7 separate regions of the Mus musculus genome follow, and regions 1, 3, 4, 5, 6 and 7 are each linked to region 2. Evidence: chromatin loops called from intact Hi-C (ENCODE). Cell type or tissue: left cerebral cortex. All regions are shown on one strand. Links, peaks and the distances in the headings refer to the core of each region. The heading gives the core; the rest is flanking DNA. Region 1 overlaps Dennd1b (DENN/MADD domain containing 1B). Region 2 holds the start of Dennd1b (DENN/MADD domain containing 1B). Region 3 holds the start of Lhx9 (LIM homeobox protein 9). Region 4 overlaps Dennd1b (DENN/MADD domain containing 1B). Region 5 overlaps Lhx9 (LIM homeobox protein 9). Region 6 holds the start of 2310009B15Rik (RIKEN cDNA 2310009B15 gene). Region 7 overlaps Ptprc (protein tyrosine phosphatase, receptor type, C).

Region 1 (4,326 bases), core at 168-4,167, 120 kb before region 2:
TAACTGAAATCAAGATTACTGAGCGCACTGGGAGCCGTTTCTAAAGCCGGCCAGTTCTCACAGTTACTCTCATACTTTACACACTGTTTTCATGGTTGCTTTAGGCTGAAACTTTGCCTTATACCAGACTCGGAAAATCCTTGTCTTAGAAGCCAGCTCTTTGACTATACTCTGTTTTTAGGGTGCTTCTAAAGAAAGATGTGAAGGACAAGGCTGCCACTGGTAAAGGTATGAAAGCTAACCCCGATAGAGCAAATGGGATTATGGGTAGATTAGAACCCTTGTGAAATCTTTGTGCCACAATATAAAATTATATTTCTTAGTTACACATCGTTTTTTTTTTTTCTACATAACTATTGAAGAAATTTGCAAAATTTAAAGAACTATGCTTGCCAAATCTAAATTTTTACCTTTGGGGGAAAATGCTCTGATACATACTAAAGTACTCATTAAATCAAGTTTCTGTGGTTTCTTTAATCTATACTGACCAAATCTAACGGTTTTTTTCCCAATGGTGAACTCTGGCAAAGGCCAGCTTACCAGCAGTAGTCCAGCAGGTGTGGAGGAAGCACGGGGATATATATGTGTTGCCAGTACATCGGGTAGAGTAGCGCAGCCGATCCATGGAGACAGGCAGTTAACTAAAATTCACAGAAGGGGAACAGTAATGAGGAGCTGCTGACCCTCTAAACACAAAGGCATGTTCCAGGTATCATGGATGAGTGATCATCATAGAACGATTTACACAGTGACACAGCTCACACTGTTCTCACCAACTCTACATGTAAAGTCCGTGTCTCAGAGGCCCCTCTGAAAACACACGGCAAAAGAGTCTCCTTGGGAATCACATGCAGATTCAACTTGAAAACATGGTTAGCGTCAAACTTTAGACCATAAATAAAATCTGAACTGAAAAAAATCAGTGAGTCTCTTAGAAAATATTGTAGGAAATGACAATTTGTGCAGCACAGTTTGCGCATCACTCAGATTAATACAACACGATTAAATATGGGAAGAAGAGAGGCTGAGAGCCCCTGAGGGATATCATTAGGGCAAACTGCCAAGGAATGAGCCATGAGCCAGTCAGGAGAGTCTGGAAGCGGCGCTAACACCAGGGGACTGGAGCGCTCGACAGTTGGAGCTTCAGTAATGTGTGAACTCTGGGTTAGGGTATCAAGAGACGCTGCTCACTGACACACAGAATGTCACTATTGACCAGTGAGCTGCCCAAGCTTGACAGCTGTACTGCAGGAAGCCAAGTATATCATAATTTCATATTGAAACTGCTCATTCCAGATTAACATTTTGTTTCCTAGCTTTATATCACAGCAGCTGCAATTACTGTTGCTACTTTAGAGGTAATTGCCATTTTAATTGTTGTGTTTTGGCAAGCAGTTAATTAAAAGAATTTTAATGCTTAACAAAGGGATACCATTTTTTTTCTCCCTAACTAATCTTCATTCACATTATTTTCTATGAGGCTTTTATTTTTAAAATGATTACAGTTATAAAGTATATTCTTGGTGATTAAAGGCGTAATTAATCCAGTGTTCTTTTTCACTGTGTCAGTATTTTCCGGTAGTCTCCGTGTTAAGGTTCCCAAAGAAGTCCATTTAGTTAACTTGAAAGGAAGAATTTTCTAAAACTATATGAAAATGAACCATATCCTTTACATAAGAAAATAGCTCCGTCATTTTAAAAGAAGTCAAAATATATACACAATAAGTACATTTAAAACAATACATGGACACAAAGCAATCAAAATCTCATTAACAGCACCACTGTTCTACATGTAAGTGTAAATTAGTTTTATTCAATAAAAATCAATTATGATAATGTGATCTAAAATAAAAACATTACAATTTTCAATCACCTTTTGCATGTATATTATGTATTTTCCAGTGAGATGTTTTATTAATGTTATGTGACAAATAGCGCAGTCTGACTCAGACTCTGATACCAAGCCAGAAGCACTCCCGTGCCTTGCAGTGTCAGTTGCTTTGTCAGTTTCTCAGAGCACTCTTTCAATAAACATTATTTTTAATTCCTTAATTACAGCCAACACTATGCCACTAGGAGGCATTCGAATACTTGTATTTAATAAGGACAGACCAAGGATCTGAGTAGATCATAAAGCAGATTGGAGACTGAGAACAAGGCTGGGCTACAGCAGATTAGTGACTGAGTGAGAACAAGGCTTAGCTCCACATTGCCAGTTCTCCCGAGCTTTCAGACGCTGGCTGGGAACAGTGCATTTTAAGTCTTTCTAAGTTAAGAGAGTTTACGTCCTGTTGAAAAGCATAATATACTTTGTTAATGTGGAAACAAATTACTTTTATAATATCTCAGTTAAATTTTAAAAAGGAAAGTTTTGTTATTGAGAAAAGAACCGTGAAGCAAAGGAAATGCTTATCTAAAGAGGAGGCGCTGCCATAATGAGTGCATACGTCCAACAACCAACGGACCCCTGCAGCAACCCTACCCACAAACCAGGGCTCCCCAAGCATGCCATGCAACCTTCACCAGCTAGCAATGGCATTGTGTGGTGGGCGGGATTGGCTTCTTAGAAGATGGCTTCTAAGACCATAAATGCTGCGTCACAGATCCCGGCACTGTCCAGCATTTGGCAAGCGATACCCTTGCTAATCAAGCCTGCCGGAGGAGAACTGCCATACAGCCCTTGGAAACTTTCCAGACAAAAGAAGAGAGAAGAGGAAGAGGTAAGAATACAAGACAATCTCTTTTTAGCTCATGTCTGTCTTAAGAAACCCCACTGCATCACTTGAATGAATATATAAACAATGGAGTTTATTTATCCACTATATATAAACTTCAGAGTTATGTAGGTAGGGCTATAAGGAATTATACTTTCCCAATGAGAGCAATAATAATTAAAAATTCTTCTCAAGTACGACATTCAAGAACATACTTATGAAGACAGACCAAAGATCCAATATGCACTATTCAACCAACAGTGCACAGAGCTGTAAAATTTTTAAAATTGAGCAATTATTATAGCATGAAGTTAAAGAAAAGACAGCAAAGTTACATGTAAATAAAGTCACAATTATAAGAAAATAAATGACACTAAGAAACTAAACACACACATGTAGGCTGTATGAAATCTAGCACTCAGACTACCAGACGTAGAGCTTAGAGGCTGGCAAGCTACATGGCCTGTGGTACCTGACTGCTCACACCAGCTGGTCTCAGTGCCTGCGGTACCTGACCTGCTCACATCAGCTGGTCTGAGTGCCTGATGATCAACATAAAAAGTTTTCTGTGGATGGGGTATAAACACTCTTTGTCACAGGTCAAACACTCTTTGTTCTTAGATGACATGAAGTCATTTCATATTCTCAGTGAAAGATTCCTATCTGAACCAGATGGCTCATTGTGTATATAGTCTACCAAAAATATATTTCCAAAGATTAAGTCTAAATGTTTTAAAGCCTTCTATTAGTTATGAAATCAGAAAAAATCATAACATTTCTTTGCTTATAGCAACAAAAAAATATTGCCTTCTATATGCTATCCCACAAGACAAAGACACAACGTTGAACATACAGAGACCCAGTTTTCATGAAGCTTACATATCTAGTGGAAAGCTAACCACAAGGTTATCATACTTTGCAAGTTAAGCATCCTTATCTCAAATCTCCAAACCCCAAAAGACTCCAAATTCTTTCATTTGTTAAATGCCAACACAACACTAAGTGGAAAACTTCACACCTGACCTCACATAGCAGTTTCCAGTCAAAATGCATGTGTACTAAAATTACTGTTTAAAAGTACCAAGGAGCATATGAAAGCTGAATGAATTCTGTTGGGACGCAGATGTTCTACTCAAATATTTTATAACGTATCTTCAAATATTCCAAAAGTCAAAACACTCTGGTACTGCACATTTCAGACAAAGGATCATCAACCTCTCAGTTATAAATGCCAGGAAGAAGTCTAAAGGAGAGGAAGTGCAGAATAACAGAGACGCTGTGTAGACAGAGGACTTTGGGATAACTCTGATGTGACTGAATGGGGCCAAGTGAAATAAGAAAACAGTCTTGTGAACCTGGGGAGACCACTCTCTGCAAATGAAGCATGGCAGTCAAAATCCTTGCCATGGAACATATGCTGTCTCTCCACAGAGCAATGGGGAGGCTGTTTGGATTGGACAGAGCATGCCGAAGATGGGAGGAAACGAGATCTGGCAGGAAGTGGATCAACTGCAGGGTACGGCAGAGTCTACATTTCACTCTTCCACAATTTTAAAGAGTGGGAATCGTGTAAATATAGCACTGAGTTGTTAATGACAATCAAGGAGTGCTA
Region 2 (4,326 bases), core at 83-4,082:
TTGGACATTGGCCTCCTCATTAAATCCCCCCCCCCACACACACACACACACACACACACAGAACAGAAAGTTTGTTTCAGTTCCTTCACAAGTACTAGTTTGGGTTTGTTTTTTTTTTTTTTTTTTCTTCCTAATTTCTTATACTACATGCTTAGCCCATTTATTTGGTACATTTCAAAAGGCAGACTGAAATATAGTGAGATACTCAAAGCAAACAAAAATTTGGTATTGTAGAGTTTCTTTCCATCAGAAGGTATAAGATTAAGTCTGGGGATGTAGCTCACCAGTGCACAGTATCTGCCCTAGAGTGCTTGAAGCCTTGGGTTTGACCATAATGGGAGGGAGAGGCAGGGGACTGTTAAAGGAAAAGACATCACAATGCACAAAAGTGATGGTGTATATTTCAATTACCCTGTTAAGACTAGTGCCTTTGTACATTGGCTTGTTTAATACATAATTTCTTTAAGATATTAATGCTATCTCTCACTTCTAAACAAACATTGATTTTAAATATATATATATATATATATATATATATATATATATATATATATATATATATATAACATGACATTCTTTAGAACTGGAGGGAAAGACAACCCATACAAATTAATTTATAAATATCCACTTCTCCACTTCCTCATCCCACCCGCTATTAACTTGTTTCATGAGCATAAACCGGGCTCCAGCTATCTTTTTTTTTAATTCCCTCATAGTACAATAAATTGTCCAAAGAGTAAGTTGTGTGTTTTTTTTTAATCACCCTGTCCTCTATGGTGTCAAATATTAAAGGAAATATTCTAAAATGTGTAACATTTCTATCTTCATAAGATATTTAGAATTTGTCTTAGGTAAATAAATCCTGACTCGGTAATACTTCTCTGCAATCTACAGGGCCTTTCACTGTGGCTCTAACACACAGTGAGGTAGAACGGAAGAGGAGGGGGCGGTCAAAGAAGACGAGATTTCTTCCCAAAGTAAAGTTTCCAGAGAAAAAGCTGCAAATACCCATCTCTAAGACACCTCCAAGCAGAGCCGCCACCGTTATTCAAATTGCTTTTTACCTACTCCCTACAAGTAAAATGGCCAATGGTGAAGAGCCACCTTAGTGCATATACCACTCTGCAAGCAGCACACACACTCAGCGGCTGCACAAACAAACACCGCTTTCATTTTAAACGAAGGGAAAGCATCAGAAAGCAACCCTGGCCACCCTGAAAAATCACCCTAAAGGGAACCACGGCGATCCTAACGCCGGGGGAGCGGTTCCCTAACCACCGCTCGCAGAGCCGCCCGCCCGTCCGCCCGCCCGCCCGCCCGCCGCGGCGCACGGCCGACCCGGCCCGGGGAAGACCGGTCGCCGGCCGGGCAGGCTTTGCGGCCTAGCGCCGACCTCCGCGCAGCGGGCCGTACCGGGCAGGCCGCACCCGGGGCCGCGGAGGCCTGGCCCCGCCGCCGCTCACCTGGTCCTGCGGTCCATGGTCACATGTCGCTGCGGGGCTGCCGTCGCCCCGCGCCCGCACGCCCGCACGCCGTCCGGGACGCGCTGCTCCGAGCGGCGGCTGGCCCACGGCGCCCTCCGCGGCCTCGCGGGGACAGCACCGCGGCGACGCCGCCCCCGCCCCTGCCCCTGCCCCCGCCTCTCGGTTCCCGCGACCCGGCCGGCGGCGGCTTCGCCACCTTCCGCGAACCAGGAAGTCGGCGGGAGGGGGAGGGGGCGCACGGGGACGCGCCCGGCGGCTGCACCTGGCCGCGCGGGCTCCGGGCAGGACCTGCCCTCCTGCTGTCCTGGGCACCGGCTCCTGCGATCCCCGGCCTGGGAAAGCACTTCTGCCCCGGGGTTCCCACATCACGACTCCCATTCATTGCAAATTGGGAGCTCGAGTGGATGCTCTGACTTCCGCCTCACTCCTGCCCGTGGCCCCGGTAGTGCTCTCTCGGAAACCCAGAGCCGCCCCCTCCTGATTCAGGAATGTTCAGACTTCATGCACCTGCTAACCAGCTCTGCCAAACTGCTCAAGGACAGGCTCCAGTTGCCGGCACATATGGGAAACACATTCCTGCCGCAGACACCGGACGCACAGCCAGGGACTTAACTTTTGAACACACAGTAGCAGGCCCCCTAGAGTGTCGTTCTAGGGGAGCTGAGAGGGCACCACGAAGGATGGAGGAGGTGGAACCTGATGTGTTTCTGTAAGCAGTGACAAACACTGGCTTGGTGTTTTCAACACCTGAGCTATAGGTAGGTACCTTAATCCAGAGCAAGAGACTGGATCTGAGATAAGGAAGCAGTAGGCAGTGGCAAAGTTGGAATCTAACCAAGCTCAGCTGCTGCTGATTCTTACTGTGGCTTCTTACTGCCTCGTCTGCTGCTGTCTCAGATGCAGGATCTACTAAGAAGACATTTAGAAAGATTTATGGTAGACGTTGAAAACATTGTCCAGGGCTGGAGAGTCACACAGACTCCTTAGGGACTGGAGAAGGCTTTCTCCCAGCTAGCATTCCCCCTTGACAAGGCTAGAGTGACTGTCATGCAGTAAGGGTTACTTCAGACTGTATCCATCCACACAGAAAGTACGAGAATGAGGAAACCAACATGGTATGAATGTGGTATGAGTCACGACACATAAAAGTCAGACACGGAGCCTTGGAAAATAAAGACTAGATTTGATCTTATACTTTCCTGCTAAAAAAAAAAAAAAAAAAAAAAAAAAACGGTGTTGCTCCATCAAGATAGAAAGATATAGTCCACAGCCACAAACCTCTTACTTTAAAAAAAAAAAAAAAAAAATGAGCTCCCAATGTGGTTGAAAAACAAAACAAAATGTCAGAGCATACTGTTTTTGTCACAGCTTGTCTTGGCGTGGGATATTAACTTCAGTTTCTCGCTTCCTACATTTGTAAAATGGGAATTATGATTCGCCTGTCACATGAGGACTGTGCTGTTCAAGTTTAAAATTGCAATGCTTCTTGTGAGATATTTGGAGAAATCAGTGAATTTCAGTTTCACAATTAGGCCAACTATACCATGTTTATATGGTTTTCCCATATAAAGATTTTTGCTGCCTAACTAACAAGTTAGCTTACTAGAAAGACTTGAAATAAATTCTGTAACTAAAAACGACTTCTGCCCCAAGAGTTCCTGAAATGTGAGAGTTTCTTCTTTCATTATAATTAATTCTTCTCCAAAGTAAACAATCCTGTCTAGGGTGACTGTGCCATGAATTCTTAGTTTGGGGTGAGAAAATAGTAACAAATGTTTTCAATGTCCGTTGTTGGAATTATATAAAATGACAGTTACTCTATAAAGTTAAGATTGTTACTTATTCAAGCTATACTAAGTATGAAGACAAAATGTCCCATATATTTACTCTGTATCAATCACATTTGAGGCCAACTACAATAAAGAGTTAGATATTATTGATCTTAATAAATAAACACAGGCAGGTATGATTTATATACATAGTTTATCGAAAATTAGTGCAGATAGAAGTTGGAATAAACCTGTCATGTTTATTGAAGTAAACCTATGTTTATTGAAACCAGTGATATAATTTTGGTAATTTTCGCTTCATAGAAAACAACATTACTAATAGAGAAGTTTATAGAAGGCAAATAATCAAATTGGTTGTCACATTTTCCCAAGATCATATTTCAGCAGTAATATTTCCTACTTGACAATAACATTTTTAGAACCATAGTAATTCAAGAACCAGATACTATAATAGTATTGGCAAGGAGCACATAACAGGACTATAGATTAGTGGCAGAGTAGTTGCCCACCACCTACAAGGTTCTGGTTTGATCCCCAGCACAAGAAGAGGAGAAAAAAAGTAAAATATATTCTTCAGCTCATGACTGTAGTAATCTAAGAATATGACCTTGATGATGAATGTGGTGATGTCTATTACTAAGTTGGTTTCAGCTTTGACACAATTTAATAGTGGGAGAGAAGGTGAATTAAGATACACTAACATGTCCATAGGCCTACCTATTTCAACCTACACTTCTGTCATTTTTTTGGTTGGTTGGTTTCGGGTCTTGTTTTGTTTTGTTTTAATAGTGGTTTCCTAGTAGTAGTGTAGCTCTTTTGATCTTTTTACATAGAAACTTTCTAAACCATTATGTTTGAGCTTTTTCTTCAATACCTGATTGTGCCCATTTTCCTCAAGCTACACCCAAATGGTCTCTGGCTGATGTCATTACCTGTTGGAGATGTGGGAGAACCCAAGTCTGGTGCAAGCATGGTTGGTCTTGTGAACCAGCTCCTCTGTTTCTCAAAGTATGGATAACCACAGAGATAAGCACGTGTGCCTTCGAAGTGAC
Region 3 (4,326 bases), core at 250-4,249, 120 kb after region 2:
GTCTGTGGGGTTTTTATACATTTCTGGTGACAGTCTTGTAAAACGGGGATTTAAAAAAGTCTGTAGATGAGAAGGAAACTTAAGGTTTGGAACTGATCTTCTGTGCACTCCTGGCTGGGGTCGGATAAACTAGGATCAAATCCAGGATGCGGACAATAAGGGCTCCTTTACCGCTTTGAAAACATGACTGTTGGGAACTCTTGGAAAGATGTATGCTTGAGGGTGTGTGTGTGTGTGTGTGTGTGTGTGTGTGTGCAGGCGCGCATGTGGGGAGGGGGTAAAGACCCCCTCCTTCTGCCTTTCCCCCAGTCCCCCACCCCTTTGTAATGTTTGTCCCTGCTTGCCCATCACCAGGGGGTTGAGAGGAGGTATGACAGGTCTTTGTTGTCTGAATAAAAATCCGTGGCAGCTCCAGGGAGAGGACTCCTCCTACTAAATTATCAAAAATGGGCTGGCTTTAGTCTCTTAACAAATTGGACACAGCTCCGGCTGGAGCAGTCCCCAACGCAACCTACAGGCACTGGGAACTTGCAGGCAGCCGGGGACCGCTGAATCTAGCACTTCGTTCTCTTTCTTTGTGTTCAAAACTATTTTTCTTTCTTCCTTAGATTTTGTTTTCCTCCCCCCCACTTCAACCCCCCTCGGCAGTTGTTTTCCATTAGTAACTCGATCTCTCGCTGCAGTTAGAATCGCCTGCTTTTCCCTCCGTCCGCGTTTGTTTGTTTTCTGCACATCTCCTTCTGGAAAACCCTGGATATCCCCCCCCCCCGCCCCCTTCCCCGTCGTTCTTTTGCCTCGGTCTTTTCCCTCTCAAGTAGAGCTATTTCTACTCTGTCGTTTTCTTCTTTCCTCTCTTGTCCCTGTTCCCCAACGCGTCTCTACGCTTCTGCATCGCGCAGCCCTGTGCGGTCGCTTTTGCTTCTTCACTCGAATGAACTGAGAGCCCCAGGCGTGTGTTTATGGAAATAGTGGGGTGCCGAGCCGAAAACAATTCGTGTCCTTTCCGCCCCCCAGCCATGCTCTTCCACGGAATCTCCGGAGGCCACATCCAAGGTATCATGGAGGAGATGGAGCGCAGATCCAAGACTGAGGCCCGTCTGACCAAAGGCACTCAGCTCAACGGCCGCGACGCGGTAAGGACCAGTCCGGGCGCGGCGCCCGGGAAACAGCGAGTCTCCCGGTCCGCCCAGGTTGGGGATGGCGGGTCCCGGGGACTTTTGCCTAGGGATGTTCGCAAGGTTTTCACGAGAGGCGTGCTTGCTAGGCAAGGTTCCCTTTCCGAATCGAGGTGTCTAAGATGTTGTAGTCCTGAGCTCTCCAGTCTTTGTATAGCAGCTGATCCCGAGCCGACAGGGCAGCGGGCCTTGGAAGGAGCGGGCGTGCTCCCTGCCAACCACAAACTCCAGTCTCCCGCGACCTGGCCGCCAGGCCGGATCCGCCCGCCCCCAGGGCAAGCCTTGGTGCAGTTAATAGGGGGACTACTTACCGGCCTGGCGTCCTTGCCCTGGGATAGAAGACAAGACCTTCAGAGTAGACCTCAACGTTCTGGTCCTTTTCCCATTCTTCGGAGCTCAGCACCCGAAACCAGAGATTGTTAGGGGCTCTGCAGGACAGTTCAGCTGCTCTGGTCGTCACAAAAATTGCGTTTCTCTTCCTTATGGGACCAGTGTATTGGATAGTGGGAAATCAAATCAAATAAAATGCGAAGGAGCGGGTCCCTAGTCTAAAAGCAAGAACATGAGCGCTACAACCTCAAGAGATGGAATCTACTATTGCGGTTCCTATTCGTAACAGCAGTTATTATGTCTTCGTGAAAATACTAGTAACCTAAACATGTCCCCCTTCCACGCACCAAAGGGGGAAAAAACTACAGAAGTCTGCGGAGATGATTCCGGGCAAAGAGTGCTTTGTAGACCCTCTGTATAACAGCAAGGACTGTAGCTCAAACTGACCCGAGAGGGCTCTAGACAAGAACAGCGAGGTTTTGGGATAATAGTCCACTGTCGCTATTTGTATAATTAATTCAGTGAGAATCCAATATCTGAGTAAAGGACGAAATTTATCCTTCCCATGCCCACCAGAATGTAATAAGGGAAGCCCGGACTGTTTCTGCTAGTCTGAGGAAAGGGTCCAGCGGTGAACTTTTTACTTGTAATGGCTACTTTATTTTAAAAGCGGCAACCACATCCCAACTGTGTTTCTCAGAATAAGTTTTACCGCCTTAGCTAGCCTCATTTGGGAACTAGGTCTTAGTTTGGGAATCAAAAATTCAAGATAATTATCTGTGCTGTTTGTGCTGGCTAGAGAAAAGAGCGAGTGTACGGAAAAGAATGGATGGGGCTCTTCTTTCAGGACAGGCACTTCACTTTCTCACCAAGGATAGGGCTAGGGCGACGGCCTTAACAGCAAGAGCTGTTAGGTATGTCCGAATCACAACGACGGCCAAATTATTCTGCCTATATAAATTAAAAAAAAAGGAATTATAGTATTGTCTGTGTATAAAAGATTCACGTACTTCAGAATTCTAGTTCTCAATAACAGTTTGTTATTTTATTTTGTGTATTATTTGAAAGTTACACATTTTTAGCCTTAGTTATTCTCCTTCTGGACCGCCCATCAAAACATCCTGTAGGCTCTCAGCAAGCTCAAGATGTTGAGATTTTTTTTTAGGGTCACAAGGCTAGGAGGATCAGGATGCTAGGAAGGGGAACAGAATGTTGAAAATGGGGGGAAGTTGCAAATGTTTCTGTGGCCCTTGTAATGGTGTGCTGTTTTGCGCTGGGGTTGCCGTTCTGCCAGGACGTCCCGGGTTGTGCGGCAACGCCCCGAACCCACCCTCAGCCTTGCCTTGTGCTTGTTTCACAGGGTATGCCCCCTCTCAGCCCGGAGAAGCCTGCTCTGTGCGCCGGCTGCGGGGGCAAGATCTCCGACAGGTACTATCTGCTGGCCGTAGACAAACAGTGGCATCTTAGGTGCCTGAAGTGCTGTGAATGTAAGCTGGCTCTGGAATCTGAGCTCACCTGCTTTGCCAAGGACGGTAGCATTTACTGCAAGGAGGATTATTACAGGTACTGCCCCCACCCCCAGCCCCTTCACACACTCCTCTGACCCAATTCACCAGATAGAACCACTGCGATAGAGCCACTGCGAGAATCCGGAGTCCCTTCTCTGTCCCTTTTTTTTTTTTGGCTCGGTCAGAGTACAGGTGTGTGTGTGTGTGTGTGTGTGTGTGTGTGTGTTGTTTTTCGTAAATGAGGGAAATTGCCTTAAAACTGTGTATACTCCATTGGTGAGGATGGGCGAGAAGGATCCCAGGGTGTAATGAGTTTTATCAGGGTTCTCAGCTCTTCACAGCATCCTCCGGAAAAATCAGGGAGAAGAGGAAATGGACAGGTATCAGGTGAAGGAGACAATATTTTGTTGTTGTTGTTGTTGTGTTTTGTGGTCCCCCTCAATATGAATTGGCCAGCTCCCCCACTTTTGGCCCAGAAAGCAGCAGCCAGGTGGGTGACAATGGTCCTGTAAATGCCTATGAAAAAGTCACAGAGGCCACTGTTCCAGAAATGGCTAGTCAGAACCAGATTGAAGGAAACAAAACAACAAAACAAAACAAAACAACAACAACAAAAAACCAACCAACCCATCAACCAAACAACCAACCAAGTAAACAAAAAAGCAGAGCAAAGGAAAACAAAAGGAAACAAACAATAAAGAAGAAACAAACATCATCAACAACAAAACAATCGAACAAACCCGACAAAACAAAAATCCCAGCAGGTTGGGAAATGTTTGCGTCTGTGGACATTATCTAGCTCCTGTCTAAGCAGAAGCAGGAGATAAAGGGATAGCTTTTTCTTTGTGGAATTACCGTTCTTTTTCTGGGATGCCAGGCACACTCAATACATGAAAGAGTGGCACTATTTTGTCATCATTAAGATCAGCCTTTTTCATTTGGCATTACAATTTAATATTCTTTCAATAGCGCCGTGAATTGGCCAGTTCGTTTGTTTGCTTAAAAAAAAAAATACACTGAAGCTTAGTTCCTGGTTCTTCGCACTTTAATATACGGATTCACTAGGACCAGAGGAGGTCACCGAGCAAGTAAAGCTGATATCCAAAGAGGTCCTCAGCCAGAACTCCCTAGCTAGTCTTTGGCCCCTGTAGACTAAGCCCTGGTACTGCGAATGGGAGTTGGGTCCTCTTTGTACCAACTGGCTCCCTGATTCTCCTGTTTGCTTCCAGAAGGTTCTCTGTGCAGAGATGTGCCCGCTGCCACCTTGGCATTTCCGCCTCTGAGATGGTCATGCGCGCCCGAGACTCTGTCTA
Region 4 (4,326 bases), core at 260-4,259, 190 kb before region 2:
ACCATCCTGATACAGTAGATGAAAATCAGTTCCAGACCTCATTAGCAGATTCAGCACCGATCTGAGACAGGTCAAAAGACATGGCCATAACTGAATAAAACACACAGAGAAAAGAAAGCAAAGCAAGTGAAATGAAGAACATTAACAAGAAAGTAGGGTGCAGAGCACCCAAAAGCAGAGCCTTGCCAGCAGCAGCGCGTGCAGTGCATTCTGTTTCCATAGAGGAGACTCTCTGGCTCCCCAGAACTACTCCTCTCCTCTCTCCTCTCCTCTCCTCTCCTCTCCCCTCCCCCTCCCCCTCCCCCTCCCCCTCCCCCTCTCCTCTCCTCTCCTCTCCTCTCCTCTCCTCTCCTTCCCTCCCTCCCTCCCTCCCTCCCTCGGTCTCCCCTCTCTCTTTCTCTCCACCTCCCCACCCCCATGTATAGTGGATTGTTACTGTAAATAAAATGGGCAACTATTACCTCACTGTGAAACTGACTGTAGAGAGCTCTGGAAGCACCATGTGGAAGAGGCCTCCGCGGAGGCGGGCACTTTACCATCACCTTACAGCCCCGGAGGCTGTGGTTTAGGAGTGATGTTTATGTTCCCAAACCATCCACAGGGCAGAGCTGCTATTCTGGTCTGTGTTCATCATATTATAAAAACGCAGATATTTCTGTTCCTTCCTATTAAATGACAAGGCTGATGGGCAGAGAATGAATATAGATGTCTTCCTGTATTTGTAAATCATGGTGCTTAAGAACTTAAAAGGAAGCAAGTTATCTTCAAAGCTAAATTAGCGGGACTAACACTTCTTGAGGTTCCGAGGAGACACATGGTCTCCAAAGCCAGGAAGTAGCTTACCCTGATGGTCAGATAGTTAAACGGGACTCTCCTTGATGATACATCCACTCTGTCCAAATCAAAGCACCAGTGCCGTAACAGATGCTCATTTCAATTTGCTTTTAATCTATTCTAGTTTTCTTTCTTTCTTTCTTTCTTTCTTTCTTTCTTTCTTTCTTTTTTAAACTTTAAAAAAAAATCATTCAGTTGACAAATAGAATGCAGGAAATCAGAAGTGATCCCTGGTTTGGCAAAATACTCATCCCAGAAACAGTACTTTAGGGTCCACTCTTGCTTGTTGTCCAGAGACTATGAGCAGCTGGCAATGGCAATACCCAGGAGGCTGTCTCTAAGACACAACAACTGGCATAAGACGTCTCAACTCAGAGGATGCACACTTACCCACATGGGCACTTGCAACAAACATGGCTTCAAGCTGGACATTGGGAAGCCAGGTTTTAAGGGCTGTTCATTTGCTGGGTGACACCAACTGTGATTTAAATCCCACTACCCCTTAGGTCTTTAACATTTGAAAACACAAATTTGACCAGTGGTTTTACAGCTTTTCAGTGTAAGAAATTATTAGTCAACACAAAAACAATATGATTAAGTATTAAATACCTCAGTGAAGAAGAATAAATAAGTGATCCTTTGAGAAATGGCAAAGATCCTGAATTTATAGTGGGACTAGCTACTGTGCACTAATGGCTTTTCCCACCACCAATACCAGCAACTGATCTCTGACAAACTTCAAAGCAGAGCCACACAGGGGGTAAATGCAAAGCAAAACCAAACCAAACCAAACCAAGCCAAGCCAGACAGGAGAAAGCATCATTTCCTTATCCTAAGATTCTTGAGAGAAAATAAGAACTTGTATACAGAAATTGGGTATTTTTATACAGAAATTGGGTATTTTTGGAATAGAGAATTGTTGTTAATTTGATCAGAACTCTGAAAGACTGAATAGGAAGGGGGGAAAAAAAACCATAAAAAGTTAAAGGACAGAAAACAGAGGGAAAAATCTGTTTCCATGTTTCTATATAAAGTCTAAAATGGAAATATTCATTAACCAGATTTACTAAATGGAAAAAATGAGTATATTTTGTCTTTGTTTCAAGATTTTTATAATAGTTATTTATGGAAAATGAATTTAAAGAGTAAAATTCTAACATTAAAGTGTTAAACTTTAAAATTTTTAAAAATTATATATGACATATTTACACAAATATGACCATTTTCCATTATGCTTTGTAATATACTAAGCATTGTTCTGCAAAGTTAAATTGAAGTTAAAGCCCAGTTTCTGAAGGGTGGCTTGAATGCTTCCTTCTGCGCCTGGCACTACAAATTGACTTCTAAGGAAAGTTCCACAGAATGTCCACTAGAGGGCATGCTTGCAATCCAGAACCCACTTTCTTTTTGAAACAATTTTAACTACAACCAAATACGAAATGTTTGAAAGAAATAGTGTTCCATCGGAGAAGGTGACTTCTTTCTAATTATCAATACTGTATTTCACCAGAAAATCAACTGTATAAGTTACTGCCATTAGAATAAATTATGTTAAATCCAATATGAAGAGCCCCTAAAATCCGCGTTGCTATAATGTGCTTTTATTTAGGCAATACTTCTTATGGTCATGTTCCCTTAACGTATTTCAAAAAGTTTTATCCTTTAAAGTGTTTTAAAACATTTCCCTATTACTTCAACTAGCAATTGACCTTCATAGTACCTTCAATATTGAGCCAAAATAAACAGAAAATCAAAACTGGTTCTTAGAGTTATTTGTCTTCATGAGTCCTGCTCAGAAGGAAGGAAACCATTCCTGGTTCTGGACTTGGCCACCTCCCCAGTGCCAGTGAAGACATCAATCTTGAAGGAGCTACAATCACCTCACTAAACCAGCACAAACTCTACATCTTAAATCTCTCTCCTTATACCAAAGATACGTCTAGTCCTCGCCCCTCATCAAGGAAACTTCTCTTTGCAACAGATGAAAAATGTTACAGAAAACCACTACAGATCCACTGTGGAGTCAGGTTCCAATGGAATACATCTACAGAATAATATTAAAATAATAATAATATCCAGCACCTAAGGCTCAGGGACATTGTAGGGCAGAGGGCAGAGCATGAGGTTCAGGGAGCTTACTACGAGATAGATGTGTCTCCTCATAATATCAGAAGCTACAACTAACTGAGCAAGGACAACAACAGACATGTCTGATGTGGACAGGAGGAACACACCAATGACAACAGGCTACTACAAATGCTGACGGGGAGAGACAGGCTTCTCCAGTGAAAAGTACTGGCTGGGTATGGATACCAAGTGGTCAGCCCTGAAAACATACATGTAGTAATAATGTATAGGCTGAGGAGACTGTACTCAGGAGAACATGTAGATATGTATGGACACTTAGTGAAGACAGACACCACAAAGCTGAGGGAAAACAGGTTCGGGTACGTGGAAAGGCTTGGTGGGAATGCTATAATTTCCAACAATAAAAGTAATAATTATATGTCTTATGTAAAACTTATTTAACAAAACCAAGTAGTCTTAATATTTACCTGCCAAATTTCTCCTCTAACCCATGACAACACAATTATTTTTCTTGATTTGTTGCTTATAATTACTTTTTTCTTGTGACGAAGTAAGTGGCTTCTCCCTTCAGAATCATGCTAGGTAACTTAGGCTGACTTTGAACTTGTGACATTCTTTTTTTTTTTTCTTTCCATTTTTTATTAGGTATTTTCCTCATTTACATTTCCAATGCTATACCAAAAGTCCCCCATACCCATCCACCCACACTCCCCTACCCGCCCACTCCCCCTTTTTGGCCCTGGCGTTCCCCTGTACTGGGGCATATAAAGTTTGCGTGTCCAATGGGCCTCTCTTTCCAGTGATGGCCGACTAGGCCATCTTTTGATACATATGCAGCTAGAGTCAAGAGCTCCGGGGTACTGGTTAGTTCATAATGTTGTTCCACCTATAGGGTTGCAGATCCCTTTAGCTCCTTGGGTACTTTCTCTAGCTCCTCCATTGGGAGCCCTGTGATCCATCCATTAGCTGACTATGAGCATCCACTTCTGTGTTTGCTAGGCCCCGGCATAGTCTCACAAGAGACAGCTACATCTGGGTCCTTTCGATAAAATCTTGCTAGTGTATGCAATGGTGTCAGCGTTTGGATGCTGATTATGGGGTGGATCTCTACAAGTGGCAACTATACCAACTTTTTACACTTCCTATGTCTCAACAAGAAGTGCTGCCATTTATTATAGTTATAGTTTACTTCAGAGTCCACTAACTCTTATAAATAAAATTTTGGCATTAATATGTTACCATAAATTATACACAATTTCATATGAGTTTCTTGCTTTTCTTATAAGCTACATCATATAATCATATCTAAGTTTTGTATTTTAAATTGCACTTAAATTACTTACATTTGTAGGTAGACATTATGCACATTTGTAGTGTATAAAACAGTCTATAAAACATAAATTA
Region 5 (4,326 bases), core at 218-4,217, 130 kb after region 2:
TGCCCTGAAGACCTGAGCTCTTATTCAAGCGCAGAGGGCAAGGAAAGGGGACCCAGGATTGGTTTGGGGAAGCCCAAGGAACTTGTCTGCTCTGATTTCCCATGCCCTGGCCCCAACCCATTTGGGAACTCAGCACATAGGGACCTTTGGGCTACTAAAAGAGACAAACTGGCCGTGAGTATCACCTTCCAGTTTTCAGTGTCTGGTGTGGCATGTGACTTGTAGCTGGAAGATAGTAGAACAATATCCTATTTAAGTGATCCGCCTGAGGTCCCAGACATTGTGAACATCTGGACTGAGATTCCCACTCGGATTTCCTAGTTCTCAGATGATCCTGAGCAGGTGTGGTCCCTAAGCTAGGCTGTGTGGGATTCTCTTCCCACTTTAAAAGAATTCATTTTGGGATGGCACAAAGAGAGGGCTTCTCAGAGAAAAGAAACATGTAGCCCAAGGAGGTTGCATCTGTCTCTAGTGAGTTCACATCTGGGCAGCTGCTGGACCAAGGGAAAGGGGCCAACACAGAGGCTAAGGGTAGGTTCCTATCAGGGCAGTGGGCTCAGCCCAGGGGTTGGCCAAGGGCTTAGTGGCTGTGCCTGGTTGTACCCTGGCCTGGGGGACCCCTGCTAAGCTGAGGCAGAGAGCTTTGCCTAGGGTCCAATTGCCCAGGGCACACTCCATATTCTTTGATGCACGACATTCAAGGCAAGACAGGCAGGACACTAATTGTTCTTTATTGATAGAAGATGACATTTAAATTTCTAGCCACTTACTAAGACCTGACTGTGCTACTGAGAAAGGAGAGGAGAGAAGGAGGAACAGAAAGTCGGAGGGGAAGAGGAGGGAGGGAGACAGGGTTTTAAACAACTAGGAGAGAGAGAGAGAGAGAGAGAGAGAGAGAGAGAGAGAGAGAGAGAGAGAGAGAGAGAGAGAACTGTGCCTGCACAATCCAGAGGGTTGGGGATTTCTAGTCAAACTGGGAATGAGCTGGGCTGTTTGCTTGTTTCATTTAATCTAATTAGCTAAATTTGGTTTTCCCATGGATCTTACATTATGCTAGACCCAAGAAACTTTCAGAATAACAGAGTTTAGCTTTACTTGGTTTTTAGTTTTCTGGAGAGGAATAGAGCAGGGAAAAAAAGAAAAGCCTGGCATGGATTCCTAGTTTGCTCCTTAGGGCTGCTCAGTCTTTGAGTAACTTGTCCTGTTTCAGGAGCCCAGGCTGTTTAACCCACCACAGCGTCCCAATATGCATTCTCTTCCCTGGAGACTCCCAGAGGCATGAACAAATAGTGCACATTCCTTTAAGATCAGGTGAAGAGAGTTTGGAGGAATTGGTTTAAAGTAATCTAACCTAAATCCCCTTCATTTATTAAAAAAAGTGCTTACCATTCAGATGATGCAGCGTCACAGTCAAATGGAGATGGAGGGGGCGGGGTGGGCCAGCAAGTTTAGAACACGTTAAAATATAGAACATACAAGTCACCCACATTTTAAGACCATTCGTTTTAGCATGTCTGGGTTTTCGATGGCCACTTCTGTTGAAATGTAAAGAACAGCGTTTATGGGATCCATACAATGAGTTTTAAAAAGCACATACATAAAACATGATGAGGAGCCAAAGACCATCAGAAAGGCTGGGAGACTTGGCAGACATCAGTTAGTGCTTGCCACAGGGCAAGTACCTTTCTATGAGAATGTTCCTAGTTCAGTTTCTACCTCTTTGAACATATTAATCAGGCTGATATTTTTGGAGGAGGCATAGAGATCATTTATCTGAGATGTTGGATTGAAGCAAAGCCCTCCAAAGGTGAAAAGATTAGCCTAGACTACACAGGTCCTCCGTGGGTAACTGACCATTAACTTAGAAACTGGATTTTTGCTACTTCTCAAAACCTCCCTCCCGAGGTTCTTGCCTCTAAATGTGCAAGATTCCTCTTGTAAAATTAGCCTGGTACTGACCCCTAGTGGTCTCCCAGGAATTAGTTAATTCTCAGAAGGTTCCGAACCATTCAGAACAGAAACTCCTTTTAGATAGGTGACCATCTCCCTAGCAAAGGAAGGTAAACTGTTTAGCTCCTCTCATTAACTTCAGTAACAACAAATGTGTAGTTGCAGGTGGATATTTGAAGTGATTTAAAGAGAGTTATTTGCTCTTATAATTCAGGAGTGGGGGAAAGTATTCCTAAAGCTTAGACACAGGGGAAACAATCATTTGCAAATTTACATAAAGCTTTTGCCATTAAACACAAGCAGTTTGGGATATGATGACTTAAACTGTGTCAGAAATAGATTTCTCTATCCCGTTGGATAATGTAGGGCAAACATAGCCACATGAGAATCATATATTGTAAGAAAGACCTGATACCTGTGTCACACACTGAATTGGTATGTGGCAACAAACCCAATAACATTTTTCTAATACACTCAACTGCTATATCGAGTTTGCAATGAGAAAATCCAAACCGAGAGTACATAGAGAAGCGATGTCCTCAAATCTTATTTTATTTCTCCTTAGATTCATTTTAGTGATGAATAGTGAGATAGCTAGGCTGGGGATATTATTCATTTTTAGGAAGTGTTATCCTGGGAGAGGGGGAATAAGTAAGTGTATTATTTAAACATCAGGTTAATGTCTCTGTGACTATTGATGTGTTGCTCAGGAAAAGTTGCTCACATAGGCTAGGCCTGCTATCTCATTTGAAGAGGCCTCCGATGAATGGAATGTGCTTCTTTGGCCATTTGCTGAGGGTATGTTTGCAATCTGGCTGTGAAATATGGCTCAGTTTACTGGAGATAACCTACTTTTACAGTCACAAGATACTGTTTCATCCGTCTGAGGATCTGAAAGTGCAATTGTGCAGACTATTTGAAGTTGACATATCCCCACTGGGATGAAATAGGGTAAAATGTAAAATATGTCCTTTCTGTTATCTCTGGGAACTGTTTCCATTCTGACTGGCTTATAAGAAGCTTAAGCTCAGAGTCTGACAGTATACATCTGACTTGGACACTATCTCCACCTGATCTGACTTTGTATTAATAAGAGCTTGTAATTTCTTGGCGAACAAACAGCTCAGACTTGTTGAGTTCACAGCCTTGTTTTTCACTTAGGGAAACCAAAGGAGAGTATGACACAGTCCTTTCTCCCTCAGAGGACTCAGGGACACCTGCTTTTTTGTATAATTGCCTTTCTGTATGTGCCCCTCCCCCCTTTGTGTCTTAGGACACACAAAAGGTCATAATTTGTTTTATTATATTTGGGATAATTTTTCACTAAACTAGTTTTTCTGTTAAAGTAAAATTTCCTGGCTGTTTACCACAATATACATGCTGCTTTCTGGGTACGAATGTGTATATAGAAATACTGATTGGCTAGAAAAGTCTGAAAGAAATTTTAACCAGAGCCTGGCAGGCAGGCAACATTGTAAAAAGCAGGAGAAGGGTAATGCTGAGAGATGTCTCACTTTTTCCAAGATTTAAGCTTTTCCTCCATAAAGACATAATCAGGTTGATTTTCAGTAATTCATCGAAGCACAGGATTGTCAGATATGACAATACATCAGATAAATAGTTAAAATAAGGGTTTAAAGAACCAAAGGCCATGAATTTGCAAAGGTAAGTCAGTAACTATTGTTTAAATGTTTTCTCCTCATGTGCCTGTGCAAGGGCTGTAACTGTGAGGAGCTTTTTACATCCCGGGGATGAGAACAACTTTCCCCCGGGTTGAAAGTCTGACTTATTTTGCCCCTGGTGCCAAGGAGGATTTTCCAGGAGCTGAGATGCTGTTCTCTCTCTCTCTCTCTCTCTCTCTCTCTCTCTCTCTCTCTCTCTCTCTCTCTCTCCCTCTCTCTCTCTCTCTCTCTCTCTCTCTCTCTGTCAGGCCAGTGAGTGGCACAGCTCACAGCTGACTCACAAGCATCCCAGCAGTGAGCTGTGGGGAGTGCTTCAGGCAGGAGTGAACGAGAAGCCTGGGCTCATTTTCCTTCAGAAATATTTATTAGACTAACTCCAAGGGAAAAGTGTTTTCTTCCTGGCATAGCCTAAGCTAACCAGTGATAGCTAACACTCCAAATACAGCGCTCTTATGATTCTCTAAGACATTTTTAAAAAAAGTCATTTTTCTCAAGTCTCCTCCTTTTTCCAACCATGCATGTTCTTTCTCCTGGTTGAGAAAGCTCCATAAGGACAGGAAAATGGCTTAGGTCATTCTTTGTTTTATTATATTTGGAATACAATATGTGTGCGCTGTAAGATACCTGGGTGAAGATACACATAAACCATCAGAAAAGGGTTTCTCCTCCTCCTCTTCTGATGTTGTTCTTCCTC
Region 6 (4,326 bases), core at 150-4,149, 110 kb after region 2:
CTAAATTGTATGATGTATGTATGTATTTATATGTATGCTTGTGTGTGTGTGTTTGGGCACATGTATATATGTGTGGGTAATCTTACAACCCAGAGTCCTAACATACCTATGAATTCTAGGGGGAATGCAAATCCACAGAACCCACCATTAAATATTATAAACATGTTTAAGCCAATATATACACCCAAATTTTGGAGAAGAGTTAGAAAACCTGCCCAATATCATATTACTTGAAAATCCAACTATAATAGCTTCATAATAAAATGAAAACTTCACTTACTTTTCTAGAACCATGACAATACACCATGACCAAGGCAACTTACTAATGAATGTGTTTAATTTTGTGGCTCACTGCCACGCACTCCCGTAGAGTCAGCTTGACAGGCCGAGAGGCCTGGAAGCCATTCACGAGGTGGAGAGTTTCAGGGAAACTCACCTCCTGGAGTCTGGTCTTCTTTCTAACCCATACATTAATATTCCATTCCCGCGTTAGTCTGGTGTATGGATCCACGTGCTCTTTTTTAGTATTATCTTATTATAAGTGCCTTTTAAGATTGAATTCTGACATAGCTTAGTCTTCACCAGTGTTCCAACGTCCTAGAAAGTCCTTGAGCTGACCATGGGCTTGGAATTCAGTAAGAATGTTGCTATTCAGTGACATTCAGAATTGCCTCTGGTATTACACTATCACTTTGAACAAAGCTAAGTCACTGCCCTACACAGGAATTTACCATCATCTAGGAAGAAGGAAGTTTGAGACCTAAGGAAGAACCAGAGTAGATACTTAGAACTATAGATAGCTGAGTTACACCCATTCACACGTATTTACAATGGCCTAGGGGGAAGGTGGACTATACAATAGACTAAAATAGGAACTATGGCAAGGGCACGAAGCCCTTGACCCTGGCTTCTAAGATTAAGTGAACTTTAGGTGGAGCTTTTTTTGATCCCAGTTGTTAACAATGAATTCTATCCCTGTTAGACCTTCTGTGTTTGTATTCCTCTGTTTTGTGTAAGAATCCAGTAACCTATTTGTACCTTGCTGGTGTGTCACCCAACTTCCCTATTTTCTTCTGTATAAAAAGTTTGATGCTCAATTTGACACATTACATTCAGATTCTACACAACCTCTCCTGTGTACATCTGTCTGTCATTCCCTCCGATGCTTTGCCCACTTGCCCCAGAGACCCATTCCATGCAGACAAAGGGATCCAGAGGGTCTGTGGCAGCTCACAATTTTAGAGTGTTATCATCTATAAACATTATGGTGCAGAGTAAGGCAGGAGGCAGGCAGGCAGGCATGATGCTGGAGCATCTAATTTACATCTAATTCATAAGCATAGGGGCAGAGACAAAGAGAGAGCTAAATGGGAATGGTGTGTGCTTCCTGAACCTGAAAGCCCACCTTTAGGGGCACACTTCCTCCAACATCTCCTAATCCTTCCCAAATAGTTCCACCAACTGTGGATCAAGTGTTTAAACAATGAGTCTACAGTGATTGTTCTCATTCAAGCTCTACATCTACCTTCTGAGCTTGGACTTGGTGCTCTCACTTTCATACAGCTTTGGCTAATGTGAATGGAGGAGTCTCCGAAAAAGAAAGAATGCACACAAAGATGAGCTAAAATTCAAGGCCAATGGGGGCCTTTCAAAGCAAGAGACACGGGAAAGAAAACTGGATGCTGATGATCAGATTAAACCTGAAAATAGATATTTAGAATGCTTTGTGTTGTTAGTAGTGAGTTATTCTCTCATCTCATTTCAACTTTGATTACATTTTAAAGGTGCATCTGTAAGAATGCAAGCAGTGGTATCATGTGACTAATACAAAGATCAGCCTGTGTGCCCAGAGGCATAGACTAACCAGGATGATTCTTTTTCTTAGACTGGGCTATAGCTGGAACTCAGTAGGTAGCTCAGGCTGGCCACAAACATAATCCTCATGTCTCCACCTCTGAAGCCCATAAATCTAATTTTGTGGTGTTGGTTGGGGGCGAACAGGAACATGACCTATGCTTAAATTCTCAAGTTTAATGATAATCATGTTGGGTGAATTTAACTTTGGTCCCATCTTTCCAGATTTCCTTAAAGTCCCTCAGAACATCAGGTAGTCTTCAAATGGCAAATATACTACTCCAATGTAAAGGAACATTTAAACACAGGATTCAAATTTATTAATTCACTGAGTTTTACAATATACCAATAGAGTTGTTTCCATCTGTGATTAAGGACATCAAATCGGGGGCTGGACAGATGGCTTAGTGGTTAAGAGCACTTCTAGAGGTGCTGAGTTCAATTCCCAGCAACCACGTGGTGGCTCACAACCATCTAAAATGGAACCCAGTGCCCTCTTGTGGTGTGTCTGAAGAGAACAACAGTGTACTCACATACATAAAATAAATAAATACATAAATCTTAAAAAAAAAAAAAACAGGGCTGGTGAGATGGCTCAGTGGGTAAGAGCACCCGACTGCTCTTCCGAAGGTCCAGAGTTCAAATCCCAGCAACCACATGGTGGCTCACAACCATCCGTAACAAGATCTGACTCCCTCTTCTGGTGTGTCTGAAGACAGCTACAGTGTACTTACATAAAATAATAAATAAATCTTTAAAAAAAAAAAAAAAACAACAACCCAAAACCATCAAATTGTGGTTTCGGAGTTGCAGGGTAAATCAGTGTAAAAAGGAATTGAATTGTCTTTGGTGGCTTTGACAACTTTCTCCTGTCCAACTAACCCACTCTTGCTAAGGATTCACTCCTGCCAATAGCTCTTTACACCAAAGAGCACTAACTACTCAATAACACTGCCTACTCTTGAAATTCAGGCTATGGCATCCAAGGCTGGGGGTGCTGTTAATTTAATGAACACATAAAATTGTTTCTTGGGATCGTGCTAATTTCCCTAAATTTTGTAGGAGTATGGGTGTCACTTTCTCAGACAGGATTTTAGGTTTGGTTTTGTGAAAACTTCACTACACTCTTTGTGTGAGACTTTTCCTTGATTTTCATTCTAGAGTGAGCCAATGAACCATATCACCAAGCTTGTGATTCCAGCTTCATTCCTGTCACACATGACCAGCAAATACGCAGCCTTTTCTATATGGGCTGAAGGTGCTTTCCTTCTTATTATTTTTTTAAACAAGTATGATTATGCAGAATACGATCTAGCTTGATAGGAAATGAAAATGCTCGTCCTTTATCTGAGAAAAAAATAGTAGCGACTTTAAGAGTAAAGAAGGCACCTTCTTCCAGTCTTCATATGCATAATTTTCTTTGCAGAGGACCCAGATGGAGGGAGCTGAAGACTGAGAGGCAGCCCAGTCTACACTGAACAGTGCTCCGCCTCCCCTCTTCGCCCCGCCCCTAGACCGACCCCGCCTCCCCTGCCCACGCCCCACCTCCGGCCCCGCCTCCCACCGCGCCGGCGCCATGGCCGCCCAGGGGATCTGGACGCTGGCGAGGGTATCGCTTGGGAGGCCACCGCCTCGGGCCGAAGGTTTCCGACAGCAGCTCAACTCAACCCTCGGTTCGACTTCCGAAGGAGCCCGCGGCGGCTCCGCGGCCGACTCGTGGGGAACGCCCGAAGGAGAACCAAGGCATCCAGCGAGCCGAGAGTTAACTGCAGCGGAGAGGCACATCGTCGAGCTGCACCGGGCCGCCTGCGCGGTGAGGCCCGCTCCAGCCTGCCCCGCGCGCGGCCTCTGCGCCTGCGCGCGCCCGGCCACCCGACCCCGAGGCGGCCCGGCCGGGAGGTGTTGGACCTCCGGCCTGGGGCGGGTCGGCCTGGGGCGTCCGCTCAGAGGGTCCTGCGAGAAACCCGGTCGCACTTTTGCGTTCCGGACAGAGAGGTGTCTGCCCTGAGATGGGAGGCTCGCGAGGCTCGGTTTTTGATCTGCGTCCCAGCTAAAGGCTTGTCTCGGTTTGTGTGTGTGCGCGCCCTCCAGCGTGTGAGTGTGTTGTGTGGGGGAAATGGGTGCTGAGGAACTGAGGGTAGGACTGAGCTCTTACAGGGAACGTATGTAGTACAGACATGTTGCCTGTGCGTGATAACTCGAGCAGCCTGCCATCCAGTGACTTTAGTAATGCAAACATAAGACAGACGCTTTACATTTTTGCCCCGTGTCCTCTCATCCTTTGCCTCCAGTCCAAGTGAGCGAAAGAAATTATAATCAGGCAAGTTTGCATTTTTCCTTAGGCATTCTTAAATCACCTTTTCTTCTGGTTTATGGATTTGACAATTGCTTGTCACCACCAATATCTAACCTTATCTCCCTTCAGTTTCCTGACACTTTAGAATACAATAGTTTGAAGATAGCATTATTTAT
Region 7 (4,326 bases), core at 147-4,146, 820 kb after region 2:
CAGTCGTCTCTGGGGTTGCCATACTCCACAGCTTTCTTTTTCTTGCTAAGCAAACCTCCAGTTATGAAGGCTAACAACTTGTGTCTTTCTCTATTGTGAAATTCTTGATGGGGTCTTAGTATTTTCTTGAAACCCGACCTTAGGTTCTGATTAGACAGGATCAATTCTGATGAGTGTGTTATTTTTTTTTAGAGGTGCTATTGCTCAGACTAATGAGATACTAAAACATCTTGGGAAAACTGTTCCTTCATCTTGAAAACAGACAAATCCCCAGACTAGACAGATGGCCCTTCTCTGTGAATATTCTTTGAGAATGTGACAGTCATTTTAAGATCAAGTTAGTGGCTAGACCATTACCCTATAGATGTCAGAACAAACATAAAGATGGAATCTTAGGTTGAATGTTATGGGTTAGGATGAAATTAACCCAGATTTGTGAGATAATAAATTCCTTAGAGTTTAATCTATAAGTTCTTTTTATTTCACCTGCTAATTGTAGCAGAAACTTTTTCATAACACTAAACCATCTCATGACCTCTTGATCCACAGCCTCACATCTAACCTTATACTCCTGACTTCCCCTTTCCACAAACCCCAGATGTTCATCTACTTCCCGGCAGCCCACTGCTGCCAGGCAGACTTTTCAGCTGTGCCTGGAGGCCTTTTGTCACCAGAATTTCATTTTCTTTTCTAAAACCCGACAAAGCCTCTTTGGCCTCAAGCCACTTCCTCAGTTCAGGACCCAGCAGAGAGCCTCTATCCCATCTCCATAGTCAAGTAATCAGCATTGACTAGCCATAAAGAGGATGGCAGAGTTTCTAATACCACCAAAGATAAACTCAAAGTAGTGAATGGGGGATTTTATAAAGCAGTCTTGAGTGTGGAGGATAGAAGAGGCTGCATCATTGTGCTTTTGTCCAGAGATTTTCTCATTCCTTAATTGCTGGTATGTGACATGCTGTCTTCTGCAATCTCAGCCCCCACCATGTTTATGGTTAATATAATGATGGGCCATGGGTACAAGCATGACCTTAACGTTCTAGGGAAATTCCCAATTGCAAAGAAGTTAGTTCAAAGGGTGGAAAAGAAATTGTTGTTGAGATTTCTTCAAAGTGTTAACAAACACACATCAAAAAAAAACCAGAAAATGTCAACCTGTAATTTGGAAATAACGTTAGATTATAGAAACGCTCCAGAGGGTGTAGATTCCCCACACTCTGTCTGCTCAGTTTCTGCTGATAGCAATGTTTATCAAAATGCACATTTGTTAGAAATAACCATCAGTGGTACAACACTGCAAACTAACTTAGGGTTTCTGTTTGAATCCCATGCTTTTTTTTTTTTTTTTTAACTGAATGACCTTGCTTTCCATAACCTTGAACCTTTGAGTTCCTAGTAGATGTTTGGAATATTCTTGAATTTATGTTGGTATAGTAAACAAATAAAGCAGTAGTGTAGGTGATGCCCTTCAGATAGTGTGGGATTAGAGGACGTGGGTCCTAAGAATGTAAAACATACCAACATAAGTCCAAGTCTAACTTATGCCACTGGATGTTTAAGTTATTCCTTGAACATGGATGGTAATTGTAAATAAATTTCAGGATCACTTTGTTATCAACACTAATGTGCTTCTTAGGATTGCATAAGTTCATATTACTAACATATTGCTGTATGTTCACAACCACCCTGAAACTCGTACACACACACTTTCTGCTCTACTGCTCCACGAATACAGTGAGTGGTCCACACCCACACTATACAATGACTCTTGGTGTGTGTTTGCCTGAGCACAATGAATCATCCACCTCCCACACCAGGCAATGACAGTAGTTGAATGTGCATTACGGTGTGCACTCACGAGTATTAATGAGTACACAATTTTTTACAAAACAACTTTCCAGCAGATGTTTGTGACACCTTTCTGTAAGTGGTTGCATCCTGCTTTCGGTTTGTCTTCCTGGCCTTGACAATCACTGTCATCCTGGAGGGGCTGAGTGGTGGCTGGTTCTCTATGGAATCTATCTCTGATGGTCACCACATGATGGCAAGATAGGCTTTCTTCAGCTACCCAGTGCTCAGATATAAAGGAAAACATGCTGTTAGGATCTAGTCCAAGCAGTGTTAAGAGACAGTCTGGACTAAAGCTTAAGTGTCCCAGCTCACTGTAATCTAAACAGTCTATAGTCTCATAGAATATCTATTATAGAAACAGTAACCTGGAAAAAACAATAGACTGGGCAGGGGGGATAGGAGGAGGGCTAAACATTTGTAATTTAGTAATAGAACTTGCAGAGAGTGGCAAAATGTTATGGGAAAGGACAGCATATTCATGTGAGTTTAATACACTTACACTTCAGCAGATTACGCCCACAGGTTAGCACCCAGCAAATCAATAGACACTAACTACATCTTTTCAGATTCTCATCACTAACTGCCATCACTTTTGTTGTTGGAGGTTCCACACAGTCCTGTTGCTCACTTACTTAATTCTGCCATTTCATCTTCTATGTGCGTGAATGTGTCACCAGTCTTTGCAGTTAGTGGACTCAGTAGAAAAAACATTCCAGTTTATTAAAATATGGCTATTTGCTATGTAGGCATCTTCAAACAGTGGCTATTGTACACAATTCGTGCTCTAAGGGCAAAATATAAGGGTACCCTGATTTTTAGTCCCAGTTGTATGAAGCACTTTATTAAAAAATACACAGATAAAATATGGCTTCAAATAATTTTTATAGAAATAACCAGGATTAATTAATAATTAAAGTGATAAATGTATTATAGCAATTTAAGTAATCAGGATAGATGAGTTCAATGTACATCATTTATAAACAGTAAATGGCAGTTAATGCTGATATGATTACGTGTGTTCTCCAAGTGGCTACATCAAAGCTTCTATCTTTAACTCACAAAATGTATCTTATCTTATAAGCTAAATTGCTAGACTACATTTTCAAGACTGGAGTTACTTAATTAAAAAGTCATCAGTAGCCAAATAACATGAATTTCATTTGTTATAACTAAAATATGTCTGGAATTAGAAGCCCAAATGTCAGTGATTAAAGATTGAATATAATATTTCAGAGTCATCCTTGATATTTCTAAAGCATTTCTCAGTCTCTGACACCTTATGAAATAGTAACCCACAGCTTTACCTTGTAAACTGCCTTTACTTCACGGCTAACGTAAAGCTTTTATTCTTCAAAAAGCACACAGTACTCATCAAATATCATTAACAAGAAGAATCTAACTAGATTCCCTTCTTACTTGGAAACATCTAGTTAGGATTATCATGAGACAACATGTTGAGGAAAAGAAAAAAGTCCATGAGTTCTTCATAAGAATCTCCCTAAAAATTCTCACCTGAATCGGTTATTTTATGTCCTGAAAGGGTGGACTGTGCTAAGAACTTGATCTCTATTGTCATATACCACACACAAGATGTCTTTCCATATCAGTGAGTTACATGAAATAGCACTGCCAAAAATTTAATTTGAACAGAATCCCAGCTTTTTCCCCCACTCCTTCTTTTCTCTTCCTGCTTTCTTCCTTCCTCCTCATTTCCCTCACCTTTCCTTTCATTTTTGAGACAGGCTTTTGCTATGGAGCACAGGCCGACTCATCCTCTCCATCCTCCTCACTCAGCCTCTCTTGTGCTTCAGCTCAGGAACATTCCACCCCTGTGGTCAAAGGATGTGTCGTCCCCCCCATAGATTTTATTATTTCTAAAGGAAGGTAAAGGTCCTCTTTCTTAATGAACAGCTTTATTAAGTCTACTGCCAAACTGCTTCCCCAGGTGGGGGAATTTCTGTGTAAACTGCTGATTTCATTTGAAAGAGCAAGTGGAGGAGGCTGGAAACAGGGTGTCAGAAGTGCCCAGTGACAAGAACACCACTCTTCCTTTAGTGACACCTCAGACCACGGCTGTGGGTGGGATTTGGGATTCACATGTGGATGCTGTGGTGAACAAAGACATGAATCGAAATAGACAGAGAGTGAGCAATTATGCCTAGGTTACCCTCCAGATGACTCTGAAGGACAAGCAGTTGCTATGCTGTTTCATTCTCTCAGACGAGTCTACACTGACATTGATGGGGAAGGTTGGTCCTGGGTACCAGGATGCCTGAAGGAGGCATGCTTCTGAAGTTTTCCTGCAGCTCTCTTATGATACCATCAACATAAACATTAAGTGTCCTTTGGCATTTGAAAATGCCTCAGCAAATCAGAAGGATGATTAGTAAGTACGAACCCACCAAGAGGTCTTCACTTTTCCCACTCAACTGTGAAAATGTTACTAGACCATTATCCAGCATAAGAAGCCAGTGG

What was found. Hi-C counts contacts between places; a loop is a spot of excess contacts. Peaks named below come from ENCODE experiments on the same cell type or tissue, not always from the same donor. Only the 100,000 strongest peaks of a DNase experiment are listed, where the experiment ranks them.
Region 1: a loop joins it to region 2, with 2.3 times the contacts of the local background. A loop is called at or near these places in 10 of 42 quality-filtered maps.
Region 3: it touches region 2 in a loop (2.4-fold over the local background); 15 of 42 quality-filtered maps call a loop at or near these places.
Region 4: a loop joins it to region 2, with 1.9 times the contacts of the local background. A loop is called at or near these places in 8 of 42 quality-filtered maps.
Region 5: it touches region 2 in a loop (2.4-fold over the local background); 10 of 42 quality-filtered maps call a loop at or near these places.
Region 6: a loop joins it to region 2, with 6 times the contacts of the local background. A loop is called at or near these places in 14 of 42 quality-filtered maps.
Region 7: a loop joins it to region 2, with 2.0 times the contacts of the local background. A loop is called at or near these places in 3 of 42 quality-filtered maps.

Annotation. Positions count from the first base shown.
Region 1 is chr1:139,077,488-139,081,813 of GRCm38, reverse strand. It overlaps Dennd1b (DENN/MADD domain containing 1B), which reads right to left. Exons shown (of 22, transcript NM_001166501.1): 10 at 541-641. Among named protein-coding and RNA genes, the nearest start is that of Gm41960, 88 kb to the left of the region's middle. In left cerebral cortex, for the core only: a CTCF peak has its summit at 2,056 (motif pointing right); a DNase peak (open chromatin) is centred at 2,089.
Region 2 is chr1:138,961,023-138,965,348 of GRCm38, reverse strand. Dennd1b (DENN/MADD domain containing 1B) reads right to left here and starts at 1,640. Exons shown (of 22, transcript NM_001166501.1): 1 at 1,464-1,640. The coding sequence starts at 1,480. In left cerebral cortex, for the core only: a CTCF peak has its summit at 2,108; DNase peaks (open chromatin) are centred at 1,064, 2,040, 2,286 and 2,858; H3K4me3 peaks cover 1,924 bases; H3K27ac peaks cover 1,664 bases.
Region 3 is chr1:138,838,615-138,842,940 of GRCm38, reverse strand. It overlaps Lhx9 (LIM homeobox protein 9), which reads left to right and starts at 497. Exons shown (of 5, transcript NM_001042577.1): 1 at 497-1,133; 2 at 2,866-3,068; 3 at 4,243-4,326. The coding sequence starts at 960. In left cerebral cortex, for the core only: no CTCF peak of the experiment used is centred there; DNase peaks (open chromatin) are centred at 1,272, 1,538, 1,854, 2,214 and 2 more places.
Region 4 is chr1:139,154,464-139,158,789 of GRCm38, reverse strand. All of the region lies in intron 19 of Dennd1b (DENN/MADD domain containing 1B), which reads right to left. Among named protein-coding and RNA genes, the nearest start is that of Gm41960, 11 kb to the left of the region's middle. In left cerebral cortex, for the core only: a CTCF peak has its summit at 2,199 (motif pointing right); a DNase peak (open chromatin) is centred at 2,202.
Region 5 is chr1:138,833,170-138,837,495 of GRCm38, reverse strand. The region is part of intron 3 of Lhx9 (LIM homeobox protein 9); the gene reads left to right. Among named protein-coding and RNA genes, the nearest start is that of Lhx9, 7.1 kb to the left of the region's middle. In left cerebral cortex, for the core only: a CTCF peak has its summit at 1,969 (motif pointing left); a DNase peak (open chromatin) is centred at 1,935.
Region 6 is chr1:138,855,922-138,860,247 of GRCm38, reverse strand. 2310009B15Rik (RIKEN cDNA 2310009B15 gene) reads left to right here and starts at 3,394. Exons shown (of 3, transcript NM_001081226.1): 1 at 3,394-3,667. The coding sequence starts at 3,431. In left cerebral cortex, for the core only: a CTCF peak has its summit at 2,338 (motif pointing left); DNase peaks (open chromatin) are centred at 3,422 and 3,607; H3K4me3 peaks cover 660 bases; H3K27ac peaks cover 199 bases.
Region 7 is chr1:138,142,064-138,146,389 of GRCm38, reverse strand. The region is part of intron 1 of Ptprc (protein tyrosine phosphatase, receptor type, C); the gene reads left to right. Among named protein-coding and RNA genes, the nearest start is that of Ptprc, 31 kb to the left of the region's middle. In left cerebral cortex, for the core only: no CTCF peak of the experiment used is centred there; a DNase peak (open chromatin) is centred at 1,773.